Linked DNA regions of Homo sapiens: regions 2 and 3 are each linked to region 1. Evidence: chromatin contacts called from ENCODE Hi-C or POLR2A ChIA-PET data. All regions are on one chromosome and are shown on one strand. Each heading gives the region's core, a stretch centred on a gene start or an enhancer-like site at or near the end of the contact. The rest is flanking DNA. Distances are from core to core; before and after follow the strand shown.

Region 1 (3,295 bases), core at 467-2,966:
GCAACTGTGCTGTGGCTCCTACCTCCTCTACCTCCCACCAGGGAAAGCCCAGACACTTAAAGAAGCTTCAGTAAGATTACTCTAAGGGCTTACTCTGGATGTCCTGTGCTTAGGGGACACAACACACTGGCCCACAGTGATAAATCCAAGGGATGGGCGACTCGGGGGCTGGTCTGCAAACCCAGCCTGGACAAGATTGCATGAATATTTTCTGTGAACCAGAGTGGGGAGGGAACACAGGAGAGGAAGAATTTTTGTAGGGTCACCTTGGGTCCTGTCTGGGAAGATAGCCAGGAGTAACTGGAGTGGTCTTGGCTGGAGGATGACTACATTTCTAGGGGCTGAGGGAGGTAAGGAAGGACTCAGTTCCCCAAGCCTTTCCCCCTGAGAGTTCACACTCCCCGTGAAAGGACTACACAGGGAAGAGTATGTACTCCCGTGACCCAACACTGGCACTTGCTGCATGTGGCAGATCTTTAGTATTACGTTGATGCAAAAGTATTTGCGATTTGCCCATTACTTTTAAAGGCCAAAACAGCAATTACTTTTGCAGCACCATAATACTTTTTTGTTATCGGAGTTCTTGCAGGTAACCACAACCAGCAAGTGCTAGTGTGGGGTCACCACTGAAGGGCAGAACTTTCCAGCTTTGTCACCAGTGCTCCCACCCTGGGCTGCCTTCTGGAAAAGTCAGAAACCTGGGAAAGCAAGAAGGGAAAGGAGGAGGACAGGGCCAAGGACAGAAGGAGAGGAGAAGCTACCGGGACCCCTTCCCTGTCTAAACCCCACCCCCAAGACTCAAGATCAAGGCGAGGAAGATGTGCCTCAATTTAAAGTCAACACTGAAATTTTGACTATAGGACTTGCCTTTCAATTGCAACACGGTCATTGTTTCGTTATTAGAGGTGATTATTTTCATTTTTTAGAAAACCTAAATGTGACCAAAAAGTCCTTATTAGAGGGAAGAACTTAAAAGGACAATGGGTGACAACATTTTTAGATATTGATGAGTGTTATACATAACAATAATATAAGATGGTGGGAATTGTGGAGAGGGAGCGCTTTTCTTGGGTAGTGTGATCAGAAAAGATTATCCGGAAATGACATTTGAGTGGAGGCCTGAATGAGTGGACAGCAGACGCTGCTGAGATGAGGGGGAGTGAGCTATAGGATCAGGAGTGAGAATGGCCACTTTCTGCCCTTCTCAGAGGTAAAATTACGAATGTAATTTCCTAATTACCCGATGAAACATATTTTGAACTAGAACACAGATGTTTGGGAAAACCTCCAGCAAATTGACTTAATCTGATTGATTTTCTGATTTAGTGTTTTTCTAAGCAAGAACTGCACCCGTTGTGACAGAAGAGGCGCTAAAGCTGCAAATTCCTGGGCCTCGACCCACTAGTTCCTAATCAGAAACTCCAGGGTGGAGACGCAGGATCTGCATCCCTGGGATCACACTGCCTTTCGAGAACCATCCACCTGCCAGCTCCAAGTAGGTCGAGGGAGCAGCGGCACCTGGGATCCCACCGGACCGGGAAGAGTCAAATCCAGGTTTCTCCCTGCTTCACCAAAAGGCCCCCTGCCTCCACCGCAACAGGAACAGTCTCTGTCTGGGAACTGCGGTTGCCTAAGGCTCGGTTTGCTCTTCAGCACTCCGGTCCCCCAACACCGCGTCAGGCGGCGCCCAGCCTCCCGGGGACTCGCAGACGCTCACTCCCCAGACCACAGCGACACCTGCCGAGGCCCCGCGGAACCGCGCTGCACAGCAACCCAGCGCGGCGGGGGGAGTGGCCTGGGGCCATTCTCCGGCCCCCACCCCCCGCCCGTGACCACCGTGCGCTGCCAGAGGGGAGGCTGCGGGAATGGCCAGCGAGGTCTCGCAGGGGGACTGGTTGTCTTTTAGGAAATCAAGGGGCCAGCGCCCCCAGTGCCGGCTGGGAGATGCCTTCAGAGTTCGAAGAGAAAAGATGCGACCTTCAATCCGCTCCATTCTCCGTCAGACAGGCCCTGCGGACGGAGCTCCTGCCACCGCTGCAGCCCCATGATGTGTGCTCCTACGCCCCGCCCCGCTGCAGCCCAGCCCACCCCACCCCCATACGGAAATCCTGCAGGAGAAACTGAAACACTAGCGACAGTGGGACATATCCCCGGGAGCAGTTGCGGGAGGGAGAGAAGGAAGGAGCAAAGGGGAAGAGGAAGAGAGAGAGAGAGCTCAAGGGAGCCTTCTTGGAAAGGTTTAACCCGACAGCTTGAAGGCGGCGGGTAGTAAAGCAGCGAACTGGTGAACGGGCGTCCTGACCCGCCACACTTCCCTCACCGACACCCCTCATCCGCGATACCCCACAGGACAGGATGTCCAGCTGCCCTCACTTATCGTGCCCCTGGGCATTTGAGGGGTTCAGAGAGAGAAACGCAGTAACTTATTACCCTCACATGATATATTTTCACTTTCTTCTCCTGATTGTCAGCTCAATTAGATAAGGGACCTTGTGTTTTATTCCGTTGTACCCCGTGCCTGACACATGGTAGCTGCTGGATAGAGATTTCTTCGATGATTGATTATAAAACACACTAATTTAGAGCTTACTATGTTATAAGATCTCCATCTTCAGTGACTCACTTATTCCTCACAAGAAGCCTAGGAGGTAAGGTTTTCCAATAAGGAGAGCCAGGCACCCCATAATGAACGTGCACGGTGTCACATTCCCAGCAAGTGCCGAAGCTGGGGTCAGATTCAGGCAACCTGGCCCAGTGCCCTCACAGTTCATCCGGCCTCCACATGGCCATTTTGTCCATGAATAAATGAATAAGTGAATGAGTGTATGCTAATTTTGATGAGTTGTCTGGGAAAATGTACAGGTTTTGGGGCTGGAAAAAGGTCTTAGTCATGACGGGGACCCTTTCTGATCGAGTGCTGGGGAAGAACTAGAACTCCTGGGGCCCCCAGGCTCTGCTACCTAAGTGCTGCGGAATCTTGCATATGGTCACCAGCCTCTGGTAGCTTATTACTTTGAGCAGTGCTGGTGGTTCTCAAATTTGTCTACATGTTAGAGTCACCCTGATGAGATTTTCTTTAAACCCAGTGGCTCAGGTCACCCCCTCCCCACACTACCTGAAATTAGAATCTTTCGGGGTTAATCCCAGACATCAGTTCAGCTTCAAATTTCTGAAATTTTCCCGGGTGGTTCCAATGTGCCATCAAAGCTGAGGACCTCATCGGTCTTCAGGGAAGCAGGAAATACATTCTTTCTCAAAGGGTGGCCACTGATCCTCTGAGAATCACTGGGTTTGC
Region 2 (3,295 bases), core at 594-3,093, 1.1 Mb after region 1:
CAGACCTGCACTAAGGAACCTCTACAGTATAAGCAGCCTGTAGTCTTTAATAGTGTCAAGGTCATGAAAAGGAAAAACAAAAAATCTTCCAAATTGAAGGAGACACAAGAAATATGACTAAGCAACAATGATTCCGAACTGAACCCTTTTCCTCTAAAGGACAATATTGGGACATTTGGCAAAACATAAATGGAGTCTAAGGATTAGAGAGTAGTAGTGCATCAGTATCAATGTCCTAATTTTGTTGGCTGTGTTGTGGTTATGTAGAATGCCCTGGTTTGTTTGTAGAAAATATACAATAAGTATTTGGATCATGGGGCATTAGGTCTGCAACATAGTCTCAAATGGTTCAGGAAAAAAGTTCTTTGTACTGTTATTTGTAACTTTTCCATAAATTTGTTTCAAAATAAATGAATTGCATTGATTAAAGAAAATAAAAAACTAGTTTGGACAAGTAGTTCCCGTCCTGTAGATTCTGCTGTCTTCAAAATCCAAACAAATTACATGAGCAAGAATGATGGCTCACTCCCAGCTCAATAATCCTAAAACCACCAGCACAAACCTGTAATCCAACAAAGTCAGATCTATTGACTTATTGCAATCAAGAAGACTGCACACCAGAGGAGCTGTGGTGTGTCTCACCGTACAAAATAAAAGGTAGTTATTGTATGTTTTGGCGGGGAGAGTGAAGTTTAGGTGAAATTTAAATGAAATCTCAAAGCATAGCTGTGTGTAAAGGCATTAACATCAGGTCTGGACGAGAATTGAATGTAGGGCATGTTTCCTTGGAAACTGCAAAGTTAAGAAAATACAGAATGTTTTCAGAACCGTTTATCTGAAGCTCTACACCTGGATAGAAATTGAGGCTGCTTCTCTGCGTCAAAGAGACTTAGATCCTCCAGGCAAGGATGGGACTTTTCACTCGTTCTGATATAATTTCAAATAGCAACGTTTATGTGGACTTGAAAGAACAAGGTTTCGGCCAGACGCGGTGGCTCACACCTGTAATCGCAGCACTTTGGGAGGCGGACGCGGGCGGATCACGAGGTCAGAAAATAGAGACCATCCTGGCTAACACGGTGAAACCGTGTCTACTAAAAATACAAAAAAATTAGCCGGGCGTGGTGGCGGGCACCTGTAGTCCCAGCTACTCGGGAGGCTGAGGCACGAGAACGGCATGAACCTTGGAGGCAGAGCTTGCCTCCAAGCTCTGCCACTGTACTCCAGCCTGGGCGACAGAGCGAGACTCCGTCTCAAAAAAAAAAAAAAAAAAGAAGAAATAACAAGGTTTCTCAGTGTGTAGTAAGAATGTACTTAAGTGGTAATACTTTTCCGTTGCAGCATGTCCTAAAAGAAACATTGTTTCCTCTTAACGTCGTCTGGCTTTATTTGACTCTGTTATCCATCCAGATGAAAGGCTAGGCAGTTTGTTACTTTCTCAGCCCAAGCTAAGTTTTACCGTCTCAGCAAGAACGACTCAGTCTCTCAAATCATAGCTAATTCTCCTCTGAGGGCCTTGCTGAAGTTCTGCGTTTGCTTGCTCCGCTTTCCTCTCATTTTGGACCTCCAGCCTTCCTGTAGTCCGAGGCCCTGCACCGGGGTCAAACGCGCCTCCGGTCTTCACGTAACCGTTCAAGCATCCCTCCTTCCCAGGACACACTCAAAGCGTCAGAGCGGTCCGCTCTTCTCAAGTCCTATTGGCTCAAGTCCATGCGTCTCATGGCACTGCCGGGTGAGAGGCGGAAAAAGGCCTTCCCAGGCGCGAGAAGATGACGTCACAGTAGCCCGGCCGGGCGCCGAGGTTGCCTTAGGGCTCTCTGCCCAGTAACAGGCATCGAACGGTGCAGACTGAAGACGCCCTCCGTCAGCGACGCCGTCGCAATGGCCATTTGTCAATTCTTCCTTCAAGGCCGGTGCCGCTTTGGAGATCGGTGCTGGAACGAACATCCCGGTGCTAGGGGTGCAGGAGGAGGACGGCAGCAACCGCAGCAGCAGCCTTCAGGTGACTCTCCTCTGAATCCTCCGCGGTAACCGAGCCGGGAAGGGTCCGCCGGCGGGGACCGGGCGTCCCGCGTGTTTCCCGCTGCTGGTGACCCCAACGTGCCCGCGTCGCGGCCTTGCCGGCCCTACTGGGCCCTGCACAACGTTTTTAAACCGAGGGTTTTATCTACATATTATTCATGTGGTCCGTTTTTATTGAGCTTCTGAGGACCTGGGTTTGGGCCTGGATGCTTGTGCGAAACTGAGTTTTTAAATCGGAAGTACCTATCGAAACTACCTTGTAGGTAAATGCCGGAATTGAATATAATTTTTACTAAGTTGTTTTTTCGAGGGTGAGGCTAGCAGCTTGGGTCAGAATCAGGACTTCATTTTGGAGAAGTCGTGGACTTCTTTGAAAAAATCTAATAAAACCGGCCGGGCGGTGGCTCACGCCTGTAATCCCAGCACTTTGGGAGGCCGAGGCGGGCGGATCACGAGGTCAGGAGTTTGAGACCAGCCTGACCAACATAGTGAAACACCGTCTTTACTAAAAATACCAAAAAAAAAAAAAAAAAAAAAAATAGCCGGGCGTGGTGGCGCGCGCCTGTAATCCCAGCTACTCATGAGGCTGAGACAGGAGAATCGCTTGAACCCGGGAGGTGGAGGTTGCAGTGGGCCGAGATCGTGCCACTGCACTCCAGCCTGGGCGACAGAGCGAGACTATCAAAAAAAAAAAAAGAAAGAAAGAAAAGAAAAAAAGAAAATCTAATAAAACCTATAGAGCCATACCGCAAAAATGCACCTGCTCATAAATTTGGGGTGAAATTGGGAATGTGGGACGCCCAGTTAAGGGCTATCCGGGAGGTGAGGAAAGGAGATGCGGGGGCCACGTTGATCTAGTCCCTGGGCCTAGATCATTGTCAAAGCTTTTTATCTTCAAGGAAAGGAGAGATTAGACATGAAACCTTAGAACAACACAAGATTTTTAAAGATCGGGTTAATAATTCGGTGCTGTCTCCCTTCCTTCCCCTCCTTTAGGGCTATTCATCTGACCTTTATTTTTTTATTTTATTTTGAGACGGAGTCTTGCTCTCTCAGTCAGGCGGCTCACTGCGACCTCCGCCTCCCAGGCTCAAGCGATTCTTATGCCTCAGTCTCCCGAGTAGCTGGGATTACGGGTGCCCGCCACCATGCCCTTGATAATTTTTGTATTTTTAGTAGAGACAGGGTTTTGCCATTTTGGCCATACCGGTCTCGAACTCGTGACCTAAGGTGATACTCCCGCTTCCGTCTTTCAAAGTGCTGGGATTACAGG
Region 3 (3,295 bases), core at 301-2,800, 1.0 Mb after region 1:
ATATGTAAAAAGACTGTTCTAACATCAAGGACTAAGGATGCTGTTCCTCGTTTCTTTTTTGCCTTATTACAGGACAGCATTCTTTTTCATCACTTACATTTCTGCCTTTGAATCACGGATCCTTCATCTCCCAAGGCCTTAGAGTTAGAAGACAGATTTCTACTTCTTTTCAATTAAAAAAAAAAGAAAAAAATTTATTCCGTTTTTCTTCAGTGTCCTGGGTCATTTAATAAAGTGAATGAAAAATTTTCTCATTTATAATTTTATTAACAATAAATTATTCCTATTGCCAGGGTTCACCTGAAATCCCCAAATCAACTAGTTAAAATAGAGGCACATCTGAGAACCTCTAGATTAATAGAAGAAAGATAAAGAGTACAGAGACATAAGTATCTTACTCTTTTGTAAAAATTGAGGCGTATATATAGCTTGCTCTTTCATCTGGATTATGCTATATGGTTTGTCCTCAACAAGAAAAGTATACTGTGGGCCAGGCCTGGCCGCTCATTCCTGTAATCCCAGCACTTTGGGAGGCCTAGGCGGGAGGATTGCATAACACCAGGAGTTCGAGACAAGCCTGGGCAACATAGTGTGACCTCTTCACCACCACCACCACCACCACCACCACCACCAAAAAAATTTAAAAATTAAAACTTAGCCCAGAGTGGTGTTGCACGCCTGTAGTTTCAGCTACTTGGGAGGCTGAGATGGGAGGATTGCTTGAGCCCAGGAGTGCTGAGGCTTCAGTGAGCTATGATTAGCCACTGCACCGCACCCCCAGCCTGGGCGACAGGGCCGAGACCCTGCCTCCAAAAAAAAAAAAAAAAGCCTCAATGGTGTAAATTATTTTACATAAAATGTCTCTGTATAGTCCTATATAGACCGAGGAGGAAAACCAATGAGATATAAAGTTTTCATAATGTTAAATAATGTACAATTTCAAATAATCCTGTATATTACTATACAGTAGAAAGAATATGGTTACAAAAAACATTTCCATGAGGGCTGTGATTGAGTTCCGTGTTCCCGTAAAACACTTAGAGAAGCCTAACTGAAGATTTCTAGAACCGACTGACAACTGATTTCAGTTGTAAACACACAGTAAGCCAGCCTAGTTAGGCAGACATTCATTGCACGCCAAGGAGACACCAACGGGACTGTGTGCTCTTGCGTTATGAATCCCACGAAAATAAATCTTGTGCTCCGTGTAACATGACTTTAACTTGCAGTAATATCCTTTCATCATTTAATATTTATTGAGCGCCTACCATACACCAGGCTCAGATACTGCACTGAACACCGACCCTGTCCCATGAAGCCTTACACTGATGGGAGACACCTTTGCATGTTCCACAACCCAATTATCAAAAAAAAAAAAAAAAAAAAGATAATCACGTAACCGAAACCTGGAAATCTGCCTTGGGCACACAAAAGAGCAGGCGCGACCTCGGACCAGCTCCGAGGCAAAATTCACTCAGCGCGGGACAGCGACAGGGAATCCGGCCGCACCTGTGCCTGCAGTCTCATTGCTCGGAACGGCGCGCCACTGTGACGTGTCAGGCCCCGCCCCTGACTCTCCTCATAGTGCCCCCGCCTCCTTGCGCGAAGTGCGCAGGCTCCTGGGCAGGGCTCGGGTTCTGCCCGGGGACGCAGCCCAGTTGGTAGCGTCGCTCCCTGAGCGTTTCTAAGGGGGCCGCCCGGCCTTGTCTTTCGGCAGTGGCCGAGCCACCGCCGCCTGCCGCGCGTTCCAGAGCTGGGCGCTGCAGCTGCACTGCCGATCGCCGTGTTTGGTCGATAGAATCCCCAGTGTGCCCAGAGAGTGCGACCCCTCGCCCGGCCCGGCGAGCCCCGGGCGTGAACCGAGCTGAGGGAGGATGGCAGCCTCTGGGGTGGAGAAGAGCAGCAAGAAGAAGACCGAGAAGAAACTTGCTGCTCGGGAAGAAGCTAAATTGTTGGCGGGTTTCATGGGCGTCATGAATAACATGCGGAAACAGGTACCGCCTCTGTGGGAGTGACGGACGACGGTGGGAGGTGGTCCGGGGCTCGGGCCCCTGGTTCCCGGGGTGGAACCCCGCGCCCTGTGGATCGCGCCCCTCTTTCTCTGTCCTCGCCCCTCCTTCCGTTTTCGCAGGCGAGCGATTCCGCAGTTGGTAGAGGGGCGCGTAAAACAATTCTCGAGCAAAAGTGCTTCTCGTCTGCCGAGGATGTAGCTCCCAAGTCAGACTCCTGGGGGACTCCTCAGGCTGGCTTTCGCCGTCGGGTATCGGTTGTGTAACAGCTCTGCCCTAGTTATCTCTTTGTGGGGCGAGGATCCTTCCATTGGCGAGCCGTTTTAAGGTGCCGTGAGATCTTGTGTGAAGAAACCCGTTGGCATAGCCCAAACCGAAGCCCCCAAAGGGAGGAGAGTTGCTGGCCTGACATCAGCTGCTCTTAAATAAGGATCCCCGCCCCCTCCTGTGTTCCCCGGTGGAGCTAGTTGAAGAGGAGTCCTCCTGTTCGTGCTAATTTAGAGCAGAAGCAGCCATCGATAAATACCATGCCATCTTCTAAGGGCACTGTGCGCCTCTGTTATTAAGAGGAGCTCTTTGTTCTGTCCTTGGTGTGTGGTGCATTCGTGAAATTCTGCAGCACATCGGCGAAAGGTGGGTTATGAAAAGAACGGATTTTAACGCTGGCGAAGGTGAAACAAAGAGGCTTTTTTTTTTTTTAATTCCATAACATCTACACCGATAAGCATAGAAAGTCACTTTTTCCTTTCTGTAAGCTTTATTTATAGATAATACACATCTAAGTAGATTTGTGGGAATGTTTGGGTTTTGTTGACTGGGATCCTGTTTCAAGGGGACAAAGCAGGATGTGAGTTATGTGTAACTGCAAAACCTAGTTTGCTTTGTCTGGTGGTTCTGCTGGGAATATGGGCAACAGTAGAGGAATTTAAGATTTTTATGAAGATATTAACTTCTGGTTTCTATAAGCAAACGCTGACTGCTGGGATTTTGTCTTTGTTCACCAGCTCCTGCTACAGTGCACCAGTGCAGTCTGTGGGAATGCTTTTAAATCTTTCCTGGCCTGGCCTTTGTGCTGAAGTACTGTGAATGCCTGAATTCGTTAATTTATGTAACTGACTTTCATGTATCTATTTTCAAATTCATGTTCCTTTCATGTAAACCTTTTTGTATCTACAATACCACAGACTTCAAATTGCTGGTGCATTTAGCTATTGCCTGCCTGTAATGGTAGTTGAACATAGTTAACCAGGGCTTAAACTCGTTGAAGACTCATTAGGTTCCCTCCC

What was found. A loop is a pair of places that touch in the nucleus more often than their neighbours do. ChIA-PET counts read pairs that join two places held with the same protein, here RNA polymerase II (POLR2A). Pooled maps may share reads with other maps.
Region 2: a loop to region 1 is called in a map of naive thymus-derived CD4-positive, alpha-beta T cell, with 25 times the contacts of the local background. The contact joins the promoter of NUP42 here to the enhancer-like site in region 1. A Hi-C loop is called at or near these places in 1 of 168 maps with a recorded cell type or tissue (naive thymus-derived CD4-positive, alpha-beta T cell) and 11 of 50 pooled maps. POLR2A ChIA-PET finds 5 or more read pairs at or near these places in 1 of 52 experiments (CD8-positive, alpha-beta memory T cell).
Region 3: a loop to region 1 is called in a map of B cell, with 7 times the contacts of the local background. The contact joins the promoter of KLHL7-DT here to the enhancer-like site in region 1. A Hi-C loop is called at or near these places in 1 of 168 maps with a recorded cell type or tissue (B cell) and 7 of 50 pooled maps. POLR2A ChIA-PET finds 5 or more read pairs at or near these places in 1 of 52 experiments (activated CD8-positive, alpha-beta memory T cell).

Annotation. Positions count from the first base shown.
Region 1 is chr7:22,081,320-22,084,614 of GRCh38, forward strand. No RefSeq gene overlaps it. Among named protein-coding and RNA genes, the nearest start is that of CDCA7L, 140 kb to the left of the region's middle. RefSeq lists enhancers at 412-556, 2,413-2,557 and cis regulatory regions at 484, 2,485. Within about 2 kb of position 1,717, at least 32 of the 41 ENCODE cell types and tissues checked have a DNase peak (open chromatin) inside an H3K27ac peak, as active enhancers do; they include B cell, where a contact is called at or near this core.
Region 2 is chr7:23,180,205-23,183,499 of GRCh38, forward strand. It overlaps NUP42 (nucleoporin 42), which reads left to right and starts at 1,844. Exons shown (of 7, transcript NM_007342.3): 1 at 1,844-2,002. The coding sequence starts at 1,882. RefSeq lists enhancers at 1,439-2,038, 2,139-2,208.
Region 3 is chr7:23,104,153-23,107,447 of GRCh38, forward strand. It overlaps KLHL7-DT (KLHL7 divergent transcript), which reads right to left and starts at 1,551. Exons shown (of 3, transcript NR_046220.1): 1 at 1,407-1,551; 2 at 98-165. KLHL7 (kelch like family member 7) reads left to right here and starts at 1,633. Exons shown (of 11, transcript NM_001031710.3): 1 at 1,633-1,994. The coding sequence starts at 1,875. RefSeq lists enhancers at 821-1,807, 1,430-1,619, 1,740-2,019, 1,808-2,794, 2,500-2,579.